2 separate regions of the Homo sapiens genome follow, and region 2 is linked to region 1. The links are chromatin loops, found by intact Hi-C in ENCODE. Cell type or tissue: K562. All regions are shown on one strand. Each heading gives the region's core, and the rest is flanking DNA. Links, peaks and the distances in the headings are about the cores only.

Region 1 (10,500 bases), core at 4,874-7,373:
ATAGCACATATAACATCATACTACAACTGTTTCTGTACATATGTGCTTCCTTTCTGAAACGTGAGTTCTTTGAGTACAAGAACGATATCTATTCATCTGGGCTACCCAGTGCCTAGCTCAGTTTTGGACTAGCTGTTTTCTCCATCCCCAGTTAGAAGACTATGAATACACTGAGTCTATCTGCTTCATCTTTAGTAAAAGTGGGGCACAATTTCAGTTCCTTGTATAGGAAGCCAAGTAAAATATTGATCATATTAGTAAAGCAATGTGCAAATGGATTTAAAATGGTGCACTGGGATATTAAAATTCCAAATGTCTTGTTCAACAATTACTGGTGGGAGTGTGGGTTTTGTTATCAGAGCAAATCCTGGCAGATAGTTCTAACAGCATGAATCATGTAATGGGATAGTGTTGGCCCAGATCCCAAGTGACATTTGAAAGGGCCATTTTCTCAGCTTAAGTTTAGGAAAGTTAGGCTAAACTTAATTGGAGTCAAGGTCCATTTCTGAATGAACTCAGGAAACACCTTGTAAACTAGAGTAGTTGACTTTAAAAGCTCAAATTAAGTCACCCACGTGGCAAAGATTTTCTGTCACTAGAGCTACTTAAAGTCCTCTGTGACAAGTGAATCCTCTTTGTCCTCATTAACTCTGTTGGTGTGATGGAGCCTGGAGGGGCACAGAGTGTAGTTCAACCCTCTCTCAAAAGGACACTTTAGATATAGACTCATCCAATGAAAGCCATCGACTCTTAGAAAACATGCTATTTTTGTCCTGGTGAATCTGATTTTTCAGGTAAGTGTTTAATATGGGATTAGGTGCATTAAAGTCCACCTAATAATTAGCAAGACAAATTATTGGCCTTGGTCACCCTCTGCAGTTTGTATTATTCTTTCCTTTACTTCTGAACCTGGATTAGCATTGGTTATGCACTAAGCCCTTTGAGTTCATGTTCACTGTTGGTTATTGATATATAAAATCTGCACCTGACTGCCACCATGAAGGCTAGGATTTGAAGGAACTGTCCCTTGATATTCAGGTATGATTTCAAGTGGATGAAACAAGAAAAAGTATATAGTTAGTATTCCTTGACTAACTTGTATTCTAATGTCTAGATAATACTTTGGATCATCCAGCTGCATCTCCCCCTACTATTTAGACTACTTTCCTATGTGCTGATGATATGGTTCAATTATCACGTGCCAGGAGTTGCTACAACAGATGGTTGGGTCTATTTGTTTTTGAGATTTTCCTGCACATTTTGTGAATGATTGGTACTGACCACCAAAAGTGTTTCAGGCTACAGATAAAATGTTGGGTTTTTAATGGCTCATTCCCTGATGTTTTGGGGCAGAATGCAGGATTGTTACCTGAGAAACGTTCCTGCTCCTGGTACATGTATTCCCTCTACCTAGCATAAGGAAAAACACATTGTAACTTCTTGAGTGCCCAAGTAAGGTGTCCTGGTGTTATTTTCATAACATTCTAATTGTATTCTTTAATTTTTATGGAAAAGTTTTAATAAATCAGTGTTCTGTCTAGCTAATTGTCAAAACAAGTAGCTCTGTCCACATTCAGATTCTTTCCAGAAGATGGATACTACTTGGGCACAGTGGCTCAAGTCTGTAATACCAAAAGTATGGGAAGCTGAGGCGGGAGGATTGCTTAAGGCCAGGAGTTCTAGGCCAGCCCCAGCAACACAGAGACCCTGTCTCTACAAAAAATAAAAAAAAATTGGCTGGGCATGGTGGTGTGCTATAGTCGTAGCTACACAGGAGGCTGAGGTGGGAGGATCACTTGAGTCCAAGGAGTTCGAGGTTACGGTGAGCTATGATTGTACCATTGCACTTCAGCTTGGGCAACAGAGTGACACCCTGGTACTAGAAAAAAAGCAAACAAAAAATGAAAAGAAAAAAATTGACACTAAAATATAAAAAAATGGTCTGAAGGATAAGCACTTCATCCATTGTTCTACATCTATTTTATTCTGAAAATCAACTACAATGTACTTAGACCACGGGCTTTGGTTCATCATAGAATTGTTATAGTGCCCTTTAGAATTATGTCATTGGCATTAAAAAGGGGCATTATAAAAATAATTTATCTCTTCCATTATTATAGGTAGGAATATTATCCACAGTAGTGTCTAATTTCCTTATGGATACAAGATTATCCTTTGGTTTCAAATCAGCAAAGTGGTATCTTCTAATCTTATGGTCCCTGAATCCTAATCCTTTAGGAAACATAATAACAAATTTACTAGCCTGGCCAGCATGGTGAAACCCCATCTTTACTACAAATACAAAAATTAGCTGGGCATGGTGGGATGCACCTGTAATCCCAGCTACTCAGGAGGCTGAGGCAGGATATTTGCTTGAACCTGGGAGGCGGAGGTTGCAGTGAGCCGAGGTCATGCCACTGCACTCCAGCCTGGGAGACAGAGTGAGACCCTGTCTCAAAACAAACAAAACAAAAAACAAAAACAAAACAAAAAACCCCCCATAAATTTACCGTCCTTCTTTAGGAGTAGAACAGAGTGGTGTAGAATGTATTTTATTTATTAATTTTATACTGGCTTTATTATTTCTTTACAGCTGTGTTTCCTTTAACCCACTTTCCTCAAATATTTATATTTTTATTTTCCATATTTTTTGTATGCCATCTGAATTCCTTTGTGGCTTGAGGTGTATATATGTAAATAATGCTTAGAAAGAGGAGATAAGTAATATTTCTTAAATGTATAAACACATGTAAGTACAAGTGTGAAAAAACAGTAGAAAGAAAATTCTTATCAGTATATGTTCAGTCATACTTACAATTCATCCAGTTTCTGGAGAGGTGCAAAAGTATTTTCATTTAAGTGATTAATTTTGTTTTTCCTCATCACTCTGAAAGTAAAAAGAAAAATACATTGTAACTTCTTTAGGTAACCGACAAGAATTACTAAAGAGAGGAACGGTATGCAGAAACAAAGATAATGAATATACAGTACATTTTTCACATAAAGACATTTTGAAGTAGTATAAATTATCCAATTTAATTTTAATCCTAAATTTCTCAAATGTTTTGATGATGATAATAATAGAAATTCAAAATTTTAAGTGAAATAGGGAGGAAGAGCTTTGCACGAGAAATGGTGAAAACCCCAACTTTTGAGAATACAGACTGCATATCTTGCAACCAAGAGCATAGGAGCTGTTTTAGACTTGTCTTTTCAGTCTGCATAGCATGACTGTCTAACAAAATAGCCCACCCACCACAGCACTCCTACTCATTTGTTACTTGATGTGATTTCGGGCGGATCTGCCTAAGGAAGTCCACTCTTAGCTGAACCCCTTTAGAAGAATCTCTAATTTGGGATGCTGAATCAGTCTGTTTAACTCTTGACATTTCTGCACTGATCTCATGTGTTACCAGCTAGCCTAGAGGACCAACTCAGAACTAAGTTTTAAAGGGCTTTTAATTTTTTAAACATTGTATGACATGTCTTCAAATTGTCCTTTCCCATTTATTTCCTCACTGCACTCCAAACCATTACCACCATTTCCCAATATTCTTGGACCTTAAAAGCACAACACCTGCCAAGAGGAAATCCACAAATAATCTCTTAATACAGAGGTTTCCTTAAAAAATAAATACAAGTACAATAGAAAAGAAATTCTAAGTTTTTCAGATATCTATTTGTTCTGTGTCCTTCAGGTGCAATTTGGTTTCCTTTGGGCAATTACTATACACTATTTTGCATTATTTATATCAAGCACCCTGTACCTGAAGATTGCTGAACTCAGGAGGAGTTCAAACTGGAACTCATTGGAACCCATTGGAATGGGGGGAATTGGAGAAAACATATGGTAATATCAGTGGGAGCTATTGTATCGCCTATATACAGGGGTCCTGTGTAGTCTAGGATAATGGTTTTCAAATCATTCCTGTGGTAACACACAGTAAAAAATGTGTTTTATATTGGATCATAAAACACACACACACACACACACACACACACACACACACACACACACACCCTAAGGCTCATGAAACAATACATTTATTATCTGCATTGCAGTCTGATATAATCTATTCAATTAAATTCTGTTTCCCTTAAAAATGCTGACAAGGGTATAATAAATTGTGCTATATATTACTTTCATCACCTACTTATTAGTTGCAATCCATAGTTTGAAAAACATTCTGGTAAAATAAGCTGTGAATAGGAGAGTTGGATTTTTTTTTACTGAAGGAAGACCTAACATCCTTTACTTTTAACAGAAAATACCATGTGAATTTAAAATAGGCCAGAGATGCATAAGAAGGAATTACACTCATTAACACTTCAAGGTTTATCTTGATGTCCATAATTACATCCTCAAGGTTGTGAACATTCAGCAGTATTTTGTTTTTCATTTTGATTGTAACTATTTTTTCACAATTGTAAAGAAAAACTTAATTTATACCATAATAATTTGCAAAGGATAAACATTCTTATAGGCTAAGACTTCAATTTAGTGTTTCTCAAACTGAGATCCAACAACAGACTCTTGATGTTCTTTGGGATTTTTTTTCCATAAAATGGGTGTTTTTAAATTTTATTTGTAAGAAAAGATAATATTACTTCAAAAGCATAGCATATTACTTACAAAACAGTTAAATTACTGCAGGAAATAAAAGTCAAATTTCTTAAATTATGGATATGGTTGCCTTCAAGGTCCCTGGAACATAAAAATAAAACGATACAGCTAAATCTTAATCATGGAGAGAAATAAATTGGTTAAAATTATTTGCCTTCTAATAAAATATCTTTTCTTTACATACTGTTTATTTCATATAGACTCTCACTTGTAGCCATTTCTATTACAGCTGAAATTATATATATAAATATCTATATTATACACTTTTTTCTATGTTAAAGGTAAAAATGTTTTGCGTCCCATCTGTATCATGAGTGCATACGGGCATGTATATGAGAAATTGAAAAGAACAAGAAGTCAAATTGAAAACATTTGTTATGATAAACACCTAATTTATTAACCGATATTTCATAATGAACCATATGAAACATTTGTCCAAAGTTACCGATGGCATTTCCCTAAGTGGTGTGATTTTATTTTGCTACAGTCTGCATCAGATTCTATTATTGTTGCAAAAGCTGCTGCTGCCAAAACAATATTTAGCTCCTACCTTTCCAGCCTAATCACTCCCCAGAAAAAATCCTCAATAATCTTTTACTATTGGGAATACCCTTATTTGCTTTTTATATTGTCTCAAAGGCCAGCGCAGACAGAGAGCAAACAGCAGACTGCCTTAGGTTCTGCATCTCCAATTCAGAGAGCTGCATATATCTCTATCTCTACATCTATCTATCTATCTATCTATCTATCTATCTATCTATCTATCTATCTATCTATCTATCTATCTATATAGATATCTAAATATAATCCTCCTGGGGCTCCCTTGCTGTGTGATGCCTATGTCACCATAAACCTCCTTATGGTCTAAGCATAAAAATGTATCAAAATTTTTATGTTTTACTGTCTCTTCGTGGTTATCTTGAAGTTACTCTTTTATTGTTCCTCTTCTTTCATAAGTGAGTATATGGTGGAACTTTATAGAGCAGAGGAAGAGAGCTGAGGTTTAGGGATAGACTTTCAAAAGTAAATGCCGGCCCTTAAATCTATTCAGCCTCTTCTAACACTCAGCTTACTGGTCACCATGTAACATAAAGCTGTTCAGGAATAATTGTCACTAAAACATGTGAGCAGAAGTGTGATACAGCTATTAAAATCTGAAAGGAAACATGGAAAGTATTAATAGAAGTGCCTATACTCCACTGCCAACATGTGAGTCAGTTTTATTTTAGGTGCTGCATTAAAAATAGATGCTGACAAATCAAATATATCTGTAAAATCTGGAAGACCAGGATGTACGGTATCTAGAAATCAAGGCAATTGAAGAATATGGGGTGTTATTTATAACAAACAAAAACAAAATGAGAGATATATTTGAAGTCAGGCTATAGAATATATCAGGGGTTTTCTATGTTGCATTGGGTTGCAAAATTAGATTGACTGATCGAGGGACATAAAAAGTTTCAAATTTAAACCCAACTTAAACCTATCTAGCAATCTATGATATCCAGAGAAGTTGTTTCTTTTTACTACAGGTATTTAGCACAGACAATGTATCATATCTCTATAGTTTTGTAGACAGGATTTTTGTACTACATGGGATATTGTATTAGAATCTTAAATGTGGATTCTAGATCACCCTTCCAAATTTCTGTTATTCTATTAAGTTGGAAGCTAATCACTTATAGTGCTACTTTTTTTGGTCTTAGTTTTGGCCAAGGCTTTTGGTCTCTCATAATGTATGTTATCTGTGACAGGGACTGGCCATTTCCTTCTATTTGGTTGCTAATCATTACCCTGAATCTACCACCAGGTGGTGATGCTCTCTTAAGTCTCACAAAATGCGCTTAATGAGGTGAGTTGATGTTCCTATTTAGTTACTTACGTAACTGTTTTCTATTAGGCTGGCAAAAATATTTGTTAGTACTAATTTACTAATTTGTGAAAATCAAAAAGAGGCACATATTGGGGCACAAATTAGGACATTTGATTAAATTGGTAGTTTAATTTTGAATTTATTTTAACCTTGGGTTGTTTATTTACTGTTTTTCCCCCCTCCTGTGTTAATAATAAAAACATTTGGGGTCACATTTGTATGATGTGTTTCTATGGGCCTGTATATGAGCATACATATGAATATGTATATTTTCTTCCTAAAGTTAGGGGTTTTAGTCCTTGATAAGCAGGGATCTGGTTTGCAGCATACCTCTTAGCTGAAGCAAAAACAACAACAAAATCAAAATAACAACAAAAAATCTGTTTCTTGCTCCCTAGCTGCAAGCTTTAATGGAGTTAACGAAGGTTTTTTTATTTTTATTTCTATTTTTTACTGTGTTTAAACCACCACCCTTCCTATCTAATGAGCCTCTGAGACTAACCATTTTATTTTTCCCTTTATACCTGGTAGAATTGGATAAAAATGAAAACTTTGGTGGTTCTTCAATCTGAATAACAACAATAACAAAAGACAAAGACTATAATCTTGTCTATTCTCCCTCAACTTGTCCCTTAGTGGCATTCAAAACATGAAAATCTTACTCTCTATCTGCTTCCTCCTCTACCTTTTACATTTCTGGCTCCTATTTCACAGAGAAAACTGAGGTGATGAAGAAGGGAAAAGCCCTTGACTTGCTGCCTGACATCTGTAAACTTACCTGTATATGCACCTGGTCTCTTTCTAGTCTCAGAGGAAGAGATGACCCTTCTCCTGTTTTAGGCTAATCCCTCCATCTGTTTTCTTGAGTTTGGTTTGTGTATGTTTATGTCCTAAAATATATGGTCAATTTTGGTGAATGTTCTTTGGGCATTCTTTGCTTTCAAGTTCATATCTATTAGGATTAGGTGCACGTACATATAACAGAGACCCATCTATAATAGCATAAATACGCAGAGTTGTTGGGGTTTTTTCCCCCCAGGAAAAAAAAATCTAGAGTTGGGCAGTTCAGGGCTGATATGGTTGTTTTACAAAGTTGTTAGAAACCCAGGATCTTTCATATTCACTGATCACATGCCCTTGTCTTCATGGTACAAGATGTTGCTAAAGCTCAAGCCATCATATTCAGTTTTTTGTTTTCTGGATAAAGAAGGAAAAGAAAGGACTTGCATCTTTCTCTTTAAGGAGATTTTCCTGAAGTTCTACACTGTAATACTTCGACCTCCCTAGTCAGAACTTAAGACATATCCTATATGTGAATGCAGAGAAGTGTGGGAATGTAGTATTTTAGCTAGTTATGTTGCTGTCCCAAAGAAAGCAGTTCTGTTATTGAGAAGGGGCACTGAAGTTTGATATACACTGATTAGCATTAACTTACTAATTATGTTATTTATTTATTTTGGTTCTACTTGATCTTTTATGGAGTGAGAAGTAGTGGATTATCTTTTTTTTTTTTTTTTTTTTTTTTGAGATGGAGTTTCACTCTTGTTGCCCAGGCTGGAGTGCAATGGCACAATCTCGGCTCACTGCAACTTCTGCTTCCTGGATTCAAGTGATTCTCCTGCCTCAGCCTCCTGATTTGCTGGGATTACAGGCACCATGCTTGGCTAATTTTTTTTTTTTTTTTTGTATTTAGTAGAGACAGGGTTTCACCGTGTTAGTCAGGCTAGTCTCAAACTCCTGACCTCAGGTGATCCACCCGCCTGGGCCTCCCAAAGTACTGGGATTACAGGCATGCACCACCGCACCTGACCCAGTGGTGGATTATTTCTTACTGCTTATGTATGTCTACATTTTCTTTTGTTTTGGTTGCTATATTAATTTCTTTGGTGTGTATAGACTTATAATGTGATATCTTTTATTGGACATTGGCAGTTATAGCATTAAAATGTCATTGTGTTGTTTAATGCACATTGGCCAGAATTCCACCTACTTAGATAAAATATATGATGCCTGCTTTCTTTTGTTTGCAATTACATGACATACTTTTAAAAACTGTGTATACTTAAGGTATATAGCCTGTTTCGATATACAGTACATAGTAAACTGATTACTACAACCAAGCAAATTAACATACCCATCACCTTACATAGTTAATTTCTTTTATGGTAAGAGTGCCTGAACTCTACCCTTTTAGCAAATTTCCACTATACAATACAGTGTTATTAAACTATAGACATGCCATACATTAGATCTGTATGCTTATTCATCTCATAACTGTAATTTTGTACCCTTGAACCTACATCTCCTCATTCCCCCTGCCATGACCCATAGCCACGATTCTACTCTGTTTCTATGTGTTCAACTTAAAAAGAAATTCCACGTATAAATGAGATTACGCAGTATTTTTCTTTCTGTCTCTGGCTTATTTCACTCAGCATAATGTCCCCTAAGTTCACACATATTGTCAAAATGGCAGGATCTCTGTTTTAAGGCTGACTAGTATTCCATTGTATATATCTACCACATTTTCTTTATCCATTCAACTGTCATTGGACACTAAGGTTGACTAATATCTTGGCTATTGTGACTAATGCTGCAATGAACATTGGAGTGAAGATATCTCTTTGACATACTAATGGAATTTCCTTTGGATATATACCCAGAAGTGGGACTGCTGGATCATATGGTAGTTCTATTTTTAATTTTTTTTTTTATTTGAGATGGAGTCTTGCTCTGTCGCCCAGGCTGGAGTGCAGGGGTGTGATCTTGGCTCACTGCAACCTCCGCCTCCCGGGTTCAAGTGACTCTCCTGCCTCAGCTTCTTGTGTAGCTGGGATTACAGGTGCCTGCCACCATGCCCGGCTAATTTTCGTATTTTTAGTAGAGATGGGGTTTCATCATGTTGGCCAGGCTGGCCTCGAACTCCTGACCTCAAGTGATCCACCCACCTCTGCCACCCACAGTGTTGGGATTACAGGCGTAAGCCACCGCACCTGGTCCTATTTTTAATTTTTAGAGGAAGCTCCATATGTTTTCCATAATAGCTGTACTAATTTACATTCTCATCCACAGTGCACAAGAATTCCTTTCTAGCCACAACCTTGTCAACACTCGTCATCTCTTGTCTTTTTGATAATAGAGATTCTAACAGGTGTGAGGTGATACCTCATTGTGGTTTTGATTTGCATTTCTCTGATGATTAGTAATGTTGAACATTTTTGCATATGCCTGTTGGCCATTTTTAAGTATTTTTTGAGAAATATCTTCCCAGGTCTTCTTTCCCAGTCTTTTTCCTTTTAATAGGTGAGTTTAGCCTACTTATATTTATTGATATGATTAATATAGTTGGCCTTAGTCTGTTTTTTAAAAATATTATTACACGATTCCATAGGTTTAAAAAACTTTCACCTCAGGTTTTTTTTGTGTCTAATATTTATCTTAACCTAATGGTGTTTTAAAAAATTTATTTCTTATGATATTTACAAAGCTTTGTATATTCTATTGGCAATCTTTGTAACTTTACTCAATGCACTATACCTTCTTTCTTTTGATGATACTAAGAAATGATAAAATTTGTGTACATTGTCTTCCTCTCTGCTCCTCTGCCTCTCTTTACCATACAATATTGGTTAATTACATGCTTTTTATTAGTGTTCACCTTGGGAATACCACTGTCTATCTAATCTATGGATTTGTCCGTTGTTGTTGTTTTTTCCAGAGACAAGTCTCCCTCTGTTGCCCAGGCTGGAGTGTAGTGGCACAATCATAGCTCATTTAAGCCTTGATCTCTCAGGCTCACGCTATCCTCCCACTTCAGCCTCCTGAGTAGCTGGGACTGCCTACAGGTGCATGCTACCATGCTCAGGTAATTTTTATTTTTTATTTTTTTTTTGAGACAGAGTCTCACTGTCGCCCAGGCGGGAGTGCAATGGTGTGATCTCAGCTCACTGCAACTTCCACCTCCAGGATTCAAGTGATTCTCCTGCCTCAGCCTCCCGAGTAG
Region 2 (10,500 bases), core at 3,467-5,966, 820 kb before region 1:
CATCCTACACATGTACCCCTGAACTTCAAATAAAAAATTTGAAAAAAGCATGATAGAAATATGGTATGGTATAAAAGATTCTTAAAATCAGCCAGACACAGTGATGCACGCCTGTAGTCCCAGCTATTTGGAAGACTGATATGGTGGGATCGCTTGAGGCCAGTAGTTTGAGGCTGCAATGTGCTATGATTATGCCTATAGTTACTATACTCCAGCCTGGGCAACATAGCAAGACCCCATCTTGAAAAACAAAAGATTTTTTAAACAGTTACCTGTATAGTCAAGTACCATGAATGGCATGTGTAGGACTGAAAGTTTCTCTGGGTGAGTCAGTGAGTTAGTGGTGAGTGAATGTGAATATCTAGGACATGACCGTATATTACTGTAGACTTTATTATAAACACTGTACACTTAGGCTAAATTTATTTTTTAAAAGTAATTGTGTGCTCAATGAAATAAAAGAGGATACAAACAAATGGAAGAACATTCCATGCTCATGGCTAGGAAGAATTAATATCATGAAAATGGCCATACTGCCCAAGGTAATTTATAGATTCAATGCTATCCCCATCAAGCTACCAAGGACTTTCTTCACAGAATTGGAAAAAACTACTTTAAAGTTCAAATGGAACCAAAAAAGAGCCTGCATTGCCAAGTCAATCCTAAGCCAAAAGAACAAAGCTGGAGGCTTCATGCTACCTGACTTCAAACTATACAAGGCTACAGTAACCAAAACAGCATGGTACTGGTACCAAAACAGAGATATAAACCAATGGAACAGAACAGAGGCCTCAGAAATAATACCACACATCTACAACCATCTGATCTTTGACAAACCTGACAAAAACAAGAAATGGGGAAAGGATTCCCTATTTAATAAATGGTGCTGGCAAAACTGGCTAGCCATATGGAGAAAGCTGAAACTGGATCACTTCCTTACACCTTATACAAAAATTAATTCAAGATGGATTAAAGACTTAAATGTTAGACCTAAAACCATAAAAACCCTAGAAGAAAACCTAGGCAATACCATTCAGGACATAGGCATGGGCAAGGACTTCATGTCTAAAACACCAAAAGCAATGGCAACAAAAGCAAAAATTGATAAATGGGATCTAATTAAACTAAAGAGCTCCTGCACAGCAAAAGAAACTACCATCAGAGTGAAGAGGCAACCTACAGAATGGGAGAAAATTTTTGCAATCTACTCATCTGACAAAGGGCTAATATCCAGAATCTACAAAGAACTTAAATTTACAAGAAAAAAACAAACCCATCAACAAGTGGGCAAAGGATATGAACAGACACTTCTCAAAAGAAGACATTTATGCAGCCAACAGACATGTGAAAAAATGCTCATCATCACTGGCCATCAGACAAATGCAAAGCAAAACCACAATGAGATACCATCTCACACCAGTTAGAATGGTGATCATTAAGAAGTCAGGAAACAACAGGTGCTGGAGAGGATGTGGAGAAACAGGAACACTTTTACACTGTTGGTGGGACTGTAAACTAGTTCAACCATTGTGGAAGTCAGTGTGGCGATTCCTCAGGGATCTAGAACTAGAAATACCATTTGACCCAGCCATCCTATTACTGGGTATATACCCAAAGGATTATAAATCATGCTGCTATAAAGACACATGCACACGTATGTTTATTGCGGCACTATTCACAATAGCAAAGACTTGGAACAAACCAAATGTCCAACAACGATAGACTGGATTAAGAAAATGTGGCACATATACACCATGGAATACTATGCAGCCATAAAAAATGATGAGTTCATGTCTTTGTAGGGACACGGATGAAGCTGGAAACCATCATTCTCAGCAAACTATCGCAAGGACAAAAAAAACCAAACACCACATGTTCTCACTCATAGGTGGGTACTGAACAATGAGAACACTTGGACACAGGAAGGGGAACGTCACACACCAGGACCTGTTGTGGGGTGGGGGGAGGGGGGAGGGATAGCATTAGGAGATATACCTAATGTAAATGATCAGTTAATGGGTGCAGCACACCAACATGGCACATGTATACATATGTAACAAACCTGCACGTTGTGCACATGTACCCTAAAACTTAAAGTATAATAAAAAAAATAAAAATAAAGTAATTGTGTTACACTGTTATGACAGCTACAATGTCACTGTGATAGGAATTTTTCAGCTGCCTTGTAATCTTTTTGGACCACCGTCACATTTCTGGTCAGTCATTAACTGAAATGCTGTAATGCAGTGCATAACTATACATTTATTTTATCAATTTATCATTTTATCCATTCATCCATTGTTAGACACCTAAGTTAAGCCCATATCTGGGCTACTGTAAATAATGCTGAATCAACATGGTCTTTTGCCCATTTTGTAGTTGAATTGTTTGTTTTTTGCTGCTGAGTTGCTTGAGTTCCTTATATATTCTGGATATTAACCCCATGTCAGATGCATAGTTTGCAAATATTTTCTCCCATTCTACAGGTTGTCTTTTCACTCTGTTGTTTCCTTCACCAGGCAGAACCTTTGTAATTTGATGTAACCCCATGTCTTTATCTTTGTATTTGTTGTTTATGTTTTAAGGTCCTATTCAAAAGATTCTTGCCTAATCTCATGTCATGAAGTGTTTCTGTTTTGTTTTGTTTTGCTTTTGTTCTTTTGAGACAGGGTCTCCCTTTGTCACCCAGGCTGGAGTGCAATGCCGTGATCTTGGCTCACTGCAACCTCTGCCTTCTGGACTCAAGAGATCTTCCCACCGCAACTCCCTAAGTAGCTAGGATGACAGGCATGCACCACCCCACATGGCTAATTTTTGTATTTTTTGTAGAGATGGGGTTTGCCATATTGCCCAGGCTGATGAAGTGTCTTCCCTGTTTTCTTCTGGTAGCTTTATAGTTTCAGGTCTTATACTGAAGTCTTTAAATCATTTTTAGTTGATTTTTATATATGGTGAAAGATAGGGGTTCAGTTTCATTCTTCTGCATGTGAATATCCAATTTTCCCAGCCTTTTTTTTTTTTTGAGACAGTCTTGCTCTGTCACCCAGGCTGGAGAGCACTGGTGCGCTCTCAGCTCACTTCAGCCTCCACATACTGGGTTCAAGTGATTCTCATGCTTCAGCTTCCTGAGTAGCTGGGATTACAGACACGCACCACCATGCCGGGCTAATTTTTGTATTTTTAGTAGAGATGGGGTTTGGCCATGTTGGCCAGGCTAGTCTCAAACTCCTGACCTCATGTGATCCACCCACCTCAGCCTCCCAAAGTGCTGGGATTACAGGCATGAGCCATCAAGCCTAGCATAGAAATACTACTGATTTTTGTATGTTGATTTTGTATCCTACAACTTCATTGAATTTGTTTATCAGTTCTGAGAGTTTTATTGGTGGAATTTTTAGAGTTTTCTATATATAAAGTCATATCATCTGCAAACAGGGACAATTTAACTTCCTCTTTTCCAATTTGGATACCTTCTGATTCTTTCCCTTGCCTAACTGCTCTGGCCATGATTTCAAGTACTATGTTGAGAAGAAGTTATGAGAATGGACATTTTTGTCCTGTTTCTCCTCATTTCTTAATTAAATTGGTTCTTTGTTGCTGAGTTATAAAAGTTCTTTATATAATCTGTATATCAACTCCTGATCAAATGTAGATTTGTAAATATTTCCCCCAGTTCCACGTGTTGTCTTTTTATTCTATTGAGTGTCCATTGATTCCTAAAAGTTTTTAATTTTGATCAAGTCTAATTTATCTATTTCTTCTGATATCTGTGTTTTTAGTATCATATTCACAAAGTCATTGCCAAATCCAATATCATGAAACTTTTTCCCTGTGTTTTCTTCTGAGAGTTTTATAATTTTAAGTATTATGTTTAGGTCTTTGATTCATTTTGAGTTAATTTTGTGCATGGTATAAAGCAAGGCTCCAACTTTATTTTTTTGTACGTGGGTATTTTTCCAACATCATTTACTGAAACGATTGTCCTTTTTGTTGAATGGTCTTGGCAGCCTTGCCAAAATTTCACATACTTTAAGTCATCAGCATTTTCCTTCCAGTTATCTTACGTCAAATTGGCAGCCAGTGCCCTGCTTCTGGTTTTCATGTTGTCTTTTATAAAATGGTGGTTTGGACCATGGAATGCCCTGTAATGATTAAGAGCAGTGTTTTTATTTTAGATGATTTGGATTCAAAATCGGGTTTTATTACCTCTCAACTGTGTGTCCTTGGACAAATTATTTAGTTTTGCTAGACCTCAATTTTCTCATCTTTGAAATGGACATATTAATAGTATTCACTTTGTGTAGTTGTTTACAGAATCAAATAACATAATACTTAAAGGATTTAGTCCAGTGCCTGGCACAGAGTAAACATTCCATAGGCAGCACCTATGTACTTCAGATGCTGTCCGCCCCAACATTCTCTATACAGAGCCATATAGGAATATAGCGTATTCTGGGATCAGCTTCTCGAGTGCGGATCCTCAGATGTACAGAACAGAGGTAAGTTTCCTTGCCACTGCAATCTGATTATATACCAACCACCTTCCCACTGACTCGCCAAATGAAAATGAAGCATAATAAACTCTTATCCCTATGCCCTACTTGCTCCCTGGTGATCCTGTCCCCACAGGCAGCAGATGCTGCTTTTCACCTCACATCATCAAGCACCTTCCTGTGAGTCACATTCTGTACAGAGTTCTCTGTCACAGGGGCACCCCACTCCAGACCATCCACCTCTGCCTCTTAAGGACAGTCCCAGAAAGCCAGCCATGGGCATGTGCGGACCATTGCTTTATGGAAGGCAATTTAGGCCCTGCTCTCTGTTGTGGGCAAGGCACTGTCTCCTGTTGAACACTAGAGGGTGCTCTGTACATTTCTATAGGAGGTTCTGAGCCTGTACACTAGAGTGTTACTGAAATCACACAAATAGAGAAGCATAGGCAAAAACTTACCCATGTACATACATGTTTTCAGTTACATGGAGAGACATCCGTCCAACATCACGTACATAACACACCTTCACAAAATAGATATGTATATATAAACTAGCACATGTGCACACACACACACACACCCATGCACACAGTAACATGCCCGTAAAAACTCAAAGACATACAAACTAGAAACATGAAACATACATTCAGATAAAGGCACAAAGACCTACACAGATGCATTTACACACACACATGCACTCACACAGATGTACAGACATACACACCGGCAAAGACAGAGGTAGACACCCTCTACAGTCACTTTCACACCCGTGACCCTCACACCAGGTTGGGCTCATCATTTACATATTATAGATGGGGAACTGAACCCTCAGAGAGTCTGAGTGTTTTATCTATCATCACATGGTAAGAGCAGGTAAAGATTAAACTCCAAGTAAGTCCTCCAGTCAGGAGAAACACTATTTCAAAAGAGGTAAGTTGCCGCTCATATCTACTTTTTCAATTACTCCAGTCTTCAGGCCAATTCTGCTGTTATTCCTTGAAAGCTATTATTCTGAAAGTCCCACTTTCAGATTCACTAATTATTTAACTCATGGTCTGTTGCCAATTGAGTGTATTTTCTTGTTCATTTTATTCTGGCCAAGGATCAGGAGAGGAAACATTTAGATCATTCTATCATTGTAACTGTCTGTCAACACCCAGGATAATGGAGGGTGACTCTGTGGGAATTGTTCGCAGCCTTGCTCGCCAGTAAGAGAAGCCAAGAAGAAAGAGGAGAATGGTCTCTGATTCAGTTCTGCCTTTCAAATATCACACAAGTACATGAACTCACATCCAGAATGCTAGCTGCATTAGAGTGTGGAGAATATAGATTTTAACCTTTCAATATCCATCTAGAAGGAGAGTGAAATGAGGTTTGAGTAAGTTGTTCCATAATATTTACCACAGCAAAGTTGCACTTTTTTTTTTTGAGACAAAGTCTTGCTGTCTCCCAGGCTAGAGTGCAATGGCATGATCTCAGCTCACAGCAACCTCCGCCTCCCGGGTTCAAGTGATTCTCCTGCCTCAGCCTCCTGAGTAGCTGGGATTACAGGTGCCCGCCACCATGCCCAGCTAATTTTTGTATTTTTAGTAGACAGGGTTTCACCATGTTGGCCATAATGGTCTCGATCTCTTGACCTCGTGATCTGCCAGCCTCAGCCTCCCAAAGTGCCGGGATTATAGGTGTGAGCCACCACATACAGCCCAGTTGCAGTCTTTAAGTGGTGAAGCCAGGATTCAAAACCACACAATGTGGAGTCTGAGCCCTTCTCTTATTCAATAATCTTACATGCTCTTAAACAAATAATATTATGATTAATGATAATATTTTTGACAAGTGAGAACAAGGATCTCAAAAACTATGTTCTTAACTGTTTTTACTGGCTTCTCCAAAATGCAAAACCTGAGGCAGAAGAGACCTTGCACATAATTTATTACTTTATTAGGGAGCAGAAGTGAGTGACAAGAGAAGGGAAGCAAGGAGGGAGGGAGAACCAGTACAAGAATGCATTTTTGATCTGGCCACAGCTAAATGCAACTCATTGCTGGATCTGTAGAACTGCACCCCTGAGACGTTACATAAAATGCATCTTGGTAGGATTGGAAAGGGTGTCTGGTTTCCCATTAGTCAGAGGTTCACCACCAGGATGTTAATTTCACCATCACTTCCCACTTGCACATGCACCTCTAGGAGGCAGAAGTGACTGGACAAGGATGGTTAGTTAGTGTGGTTTTAATGGGCCTTGAATGATGGCTGGTGGATTTGGGGATTGATTCTGCAAGCACTGAAGAATTACAGAGATTTTTGAAAAGGAAAGTGACATGATCAAAAGGGAAGATTTCCCTAGTTGTATGATCTCTTTATAGAATCTTCATCATCTACTGAAGTGAAATATTTGTGGAAGTTTCCTTTTTATCCCTTGAGAAATTGGCATGGTAGGGATGAATGCCCATTCTCACTTCCAGAAGAGGCAGCATCAAGCAGGACCCATGGAAGATAGTAAGATTGGGTTGGCCAAAAACTAACTTGGCCAATGGATGGGACTTAACTGGAAAGTTTAATTCAAATTGAGAGAACTCCAGAAAGCAACAGAATAATATTTTGGTCTCCCTTGAGGATTTGGGAGTTATGGATTCGGAGGTTCTGCCTTCCCTCCCACCATCTTATCCACACAGGCACCTGGGCAAGGTAAGAGCCTGGCACTGCCAAGCCAGATGGTGGAAGCTTTTGCTGCCAGCATCCTCCAGTGGGATGGGGCAGACTGTGTTCCCTGCCGGCTGGTTTCTGAGTGCTTTCAGTATACAGCAAAATCAGGGTGGATAGTATAAGCAATCTTTCATTCGTATAGCTGTTTATAATATAAACCACTTGTCTAAATATTTACACATTTAATCTCCACAACTTTCAAAACCATTCTGATTCTCCCTCCTTACAGTTCTCTTCTACCCTCAACCAGAGCCATTCGTGAACTATTTATCCTCTCTGTGGCTTAAATGAAAAAAAAACTGGAAAATGCAACAATTCTACCAAATGATAGTCCTCACCTCAGGCTTTGGGGAAGTTATAAATGAGATAGTGTATAAAAGGTGCTTAGCACAATGCCTGGCACAATGAAGGCCCTTAACAAATATTAGCTGCTATTTTCATTATCATTGTTTTTGCTATAGAGTATCACAATATTTTTATTAGTACTATTATCATCATCATCTGGCATTTGGTTCCATTATGAACCTTCTAGAACTAACCCTAAATTATTAGGAGATAGTATAAAATGCCTAGCTTAACACCGAGCATAGAGTGTCACTCAATAAACACTAAAGATGTTACCTGCAGTTTCCCAAGGGAGGAGGGGTACAAAGTCACCGCCTCTAGCACTCAGGGATAAGTAATTCCAGATGCCAGCTCTGAGATCTTTTCCTAGTCACTGGAATTCTTACATGATCCTATGATGATGGTTGTTTAATGGTCAAAAGCACAGACTGTAGAACCAGACATCCTGAGTTCAAATCCTACTCTACCTTGGGTAGTTTACTTAACCTCTAAGTGTCTCAATTTTATATTTAAAATAAAGAAGTCAATTGTACTTACCCCATGGAGTTTTATAAAAATTAAGTGAGTTAATAAACATAAAAGAGCTTGGGAAAATACCTGGCACATAGTAAATAGCATATAAAAATTAGCTAGTAGTGCCTTTCTTTATTCCCTTCTGCCTGTGGGCTCACCTCATATTCTCATCCAAATTCTCCTCTCCTGCATCCTAAACACACACACACACACACACACACACACACACACACACACGGTCCCAGTGTCTGAGCCCCTGATCTGCTGATGGTTCCCAGTTGTAATAGTCTATACTAACACTAAGATACCCCATTATTATTGCAGAAATTCAACCACAAATGGTATGATGAGGTTGGAGTAATGCCAAAACTATCCTCAGGCTTCTGACACAAAGCCACAAAGAGCGACAGTACCTTAGTACATTAACAAAAATACAGAGTTCACTCTTACAAAGACCTACAAGTTTGACTTTCCCAAGTCTCATGATTGGCCAAGTTCAAAGATACCAACTGATAGTAACAAAGCTTTCAAAATCCTCATGTGTAAGCCAGCGTGTCAATTTATAAACTTTCAGCAAGAAATATATTTAGTTAGGGGTTTAGCACTTCATATTATCTAGCCAGCATATTTTGTTCCTATAGCCAAACTTCTCAGGTTACCAGGTCTCACTGGTTTACATGTGAGTTAGTTAACAGATCTAAATGTTAAACTATCAGGCTCTCAAAACATGATGCAATCCTCTCAAGAAAAGGTATATTATCTGCTCAAAGAACTGACAAGTCATTGGGTCAAGATGTTCTCTACCCAGAGTGCACCTATGTGGTCGTTGCCAACATTTGCCCCTAAAACAGGCTGATCTGTTTTTGTTTTTGATGTTTCTATGGATGACCAATTTCTCCCACTTCATTAATTAACATAGTATTTTGTAGGGGAAAGAAAAGAAATATGCCAATAATTTTAGTCAAGACTTGATCTGGACTATAAGATTATATTATGTATATTTATGCTGATGATTCTTGAATAGTTATGTATTTAATTCTTTCAGAGTAGTCTTATTGTCCTTAGTTCTATATTCTTGAAGGACATTATGTTATACCCCTAGGAAGTACCTACATTCTCTTTTGGACTTAATGATGATAGCTGGGCCCCTGGACTAAATATTTATTATAGATTCTATATGATACCGTGCTTGACCAATCAAGCTGTACATGTGCCTATCTGTCTAGTTCCATTCCTGTGCCTTCCCAGTACAATCTACATCCTAAACTCTGTTTCTACTTTCAGATCTTACACACCTTTATTAACGAATATGGCACTTCTGGCCAGGCGTGGTGGCTCATGCCTGTAATCCCAGCACTTTGGGAGGCTGAGGCGGGCAGATCACTTGAGGTCAGGAGTTTGAGACCAGTCTGGCCAACATGGTGAAACCCAGTCTCCACTAAAAGTACAAAAATTGGCAGAGCATGGTGGCAAGTGCCTGTAATCCCAGCTACTCGTGAGGCTGAGGCAGGAGAATTGCTTGAACCTGGGAGGCAGAGGTTGCAGTGAACCAAGATCATGCCCTCACACTCCAGCCTGGACAAAGTAAGACTCCATCTCAAAAAAAAAAAAAAAGGCACTTCCGCTGTGTTATGGGATGAATTGCATCTCCTCACTCCTTCACCATTCATATAGCAAAGTCCTAAGTCCCAGTACCTCAGAATGTGACTATATGTGAGGATGGGGTGTTTACGGAAGTAATTAATGAGTTCACATGGGTAGGCCCTAGTCCAACATGACTGGTGCCCTTATAAGAAGAGACAATTAGAATACAAGCACACACAGAGGGAAGACGATGTGAAGGCAAAGGGAGAAGATGGCCATCTACAAGCCAAGAAGAGAGGCCTCAGAATAAACTAACTCTACCAACATCTTGATCTTGGAATTCTAGCCTCCAGAATTGTGAGAAAATACAGTTATGTTGTTTAAGACACTTAAACAACAGTCTTTGGTACTTTGGTATGGCAGCCTGTGATGGTTAACTTTACGTGTCAATTTGACTGGGCCACAGAGTGCCCACCTGTGGCCCAATTTGGTCAAACATTATTCTGGGTGTTTCTGTGAGGATGTTTTTAAATGAGATTAACATTTAAATCCCTAGACTGAATAAAGCAGATTGCCCTCCTTAACGTGGGTGAGCCTCATCAGATCAGTCAAAGGCCTGAATAGAACAAAAGGCTGACTCTCCATTGAGTAAGAGAGAACTCTTTCTGCCTGGCTGCCTTCCACCTGGGGCATTGACTATTTCCTGCCTTCAAACTTAAACTGCCCGTTGGCTCTTCCTGGATCTCCAACTTGCCTACCACGTTAGTCTGTTTTGTGTTGCTGTAAAGGAATACCTGAGAATGAGTATTTTATAAAGAAAATAGGTTTATTTGGCTCACATTTCTGCAGGCTGTACAAG

What was found. A loop is a pair of places that touch in the nucleus more often than their neighbours do. Peaks named below come from ENCODE experiments on the same cell type or tissue, not always from the same donor. Only the 100,000 strongest peaks of a DNase experiment are listed, where the experiment ranks them.
Region 2: a loop joins it to region 1, with 3 times the contacts of the local background. A loop is called at or near these places in 2 of 110 quality-filtered maps.

Annotation. Positions count from the first base shown.
Region 1 is chr4:158,621,025-158,631,524 of GRCh38, reverse strand. RXFP1 (relaxin family peptide receptor 1) reads right to left here. Exons shown (of 18, transcript NM_021634.4): 10 at 4,634-4,705; 11 at 2,816-2,887. Among named protein-coding and RNA genes, the nearest start is that of C4orf46, 46 kb to the left of the region's middle. RefSeq lists a silencer at 294-588. In K562, for the core only: a CTCF peak has its summit at 6,428 (motif pointing right); a DNase peak (open chromatin) is centred at 6,424.
Region 2 is chr4:159,441,033-159,451,532 of GRCh38, reverse strand. No RefSeq gene overlaps it. Among named protein-coding and RNA genes, the nearest start is that of MIR3688-1, 320 kb to the right of the region's middle. RefSeq lists an enhancer at 4,587-4,636. In K562, for the core only: a CTCF peak has its summit at 4,851 (motif pointing right); a DNase peak (open chromatin) is centred at 4,862.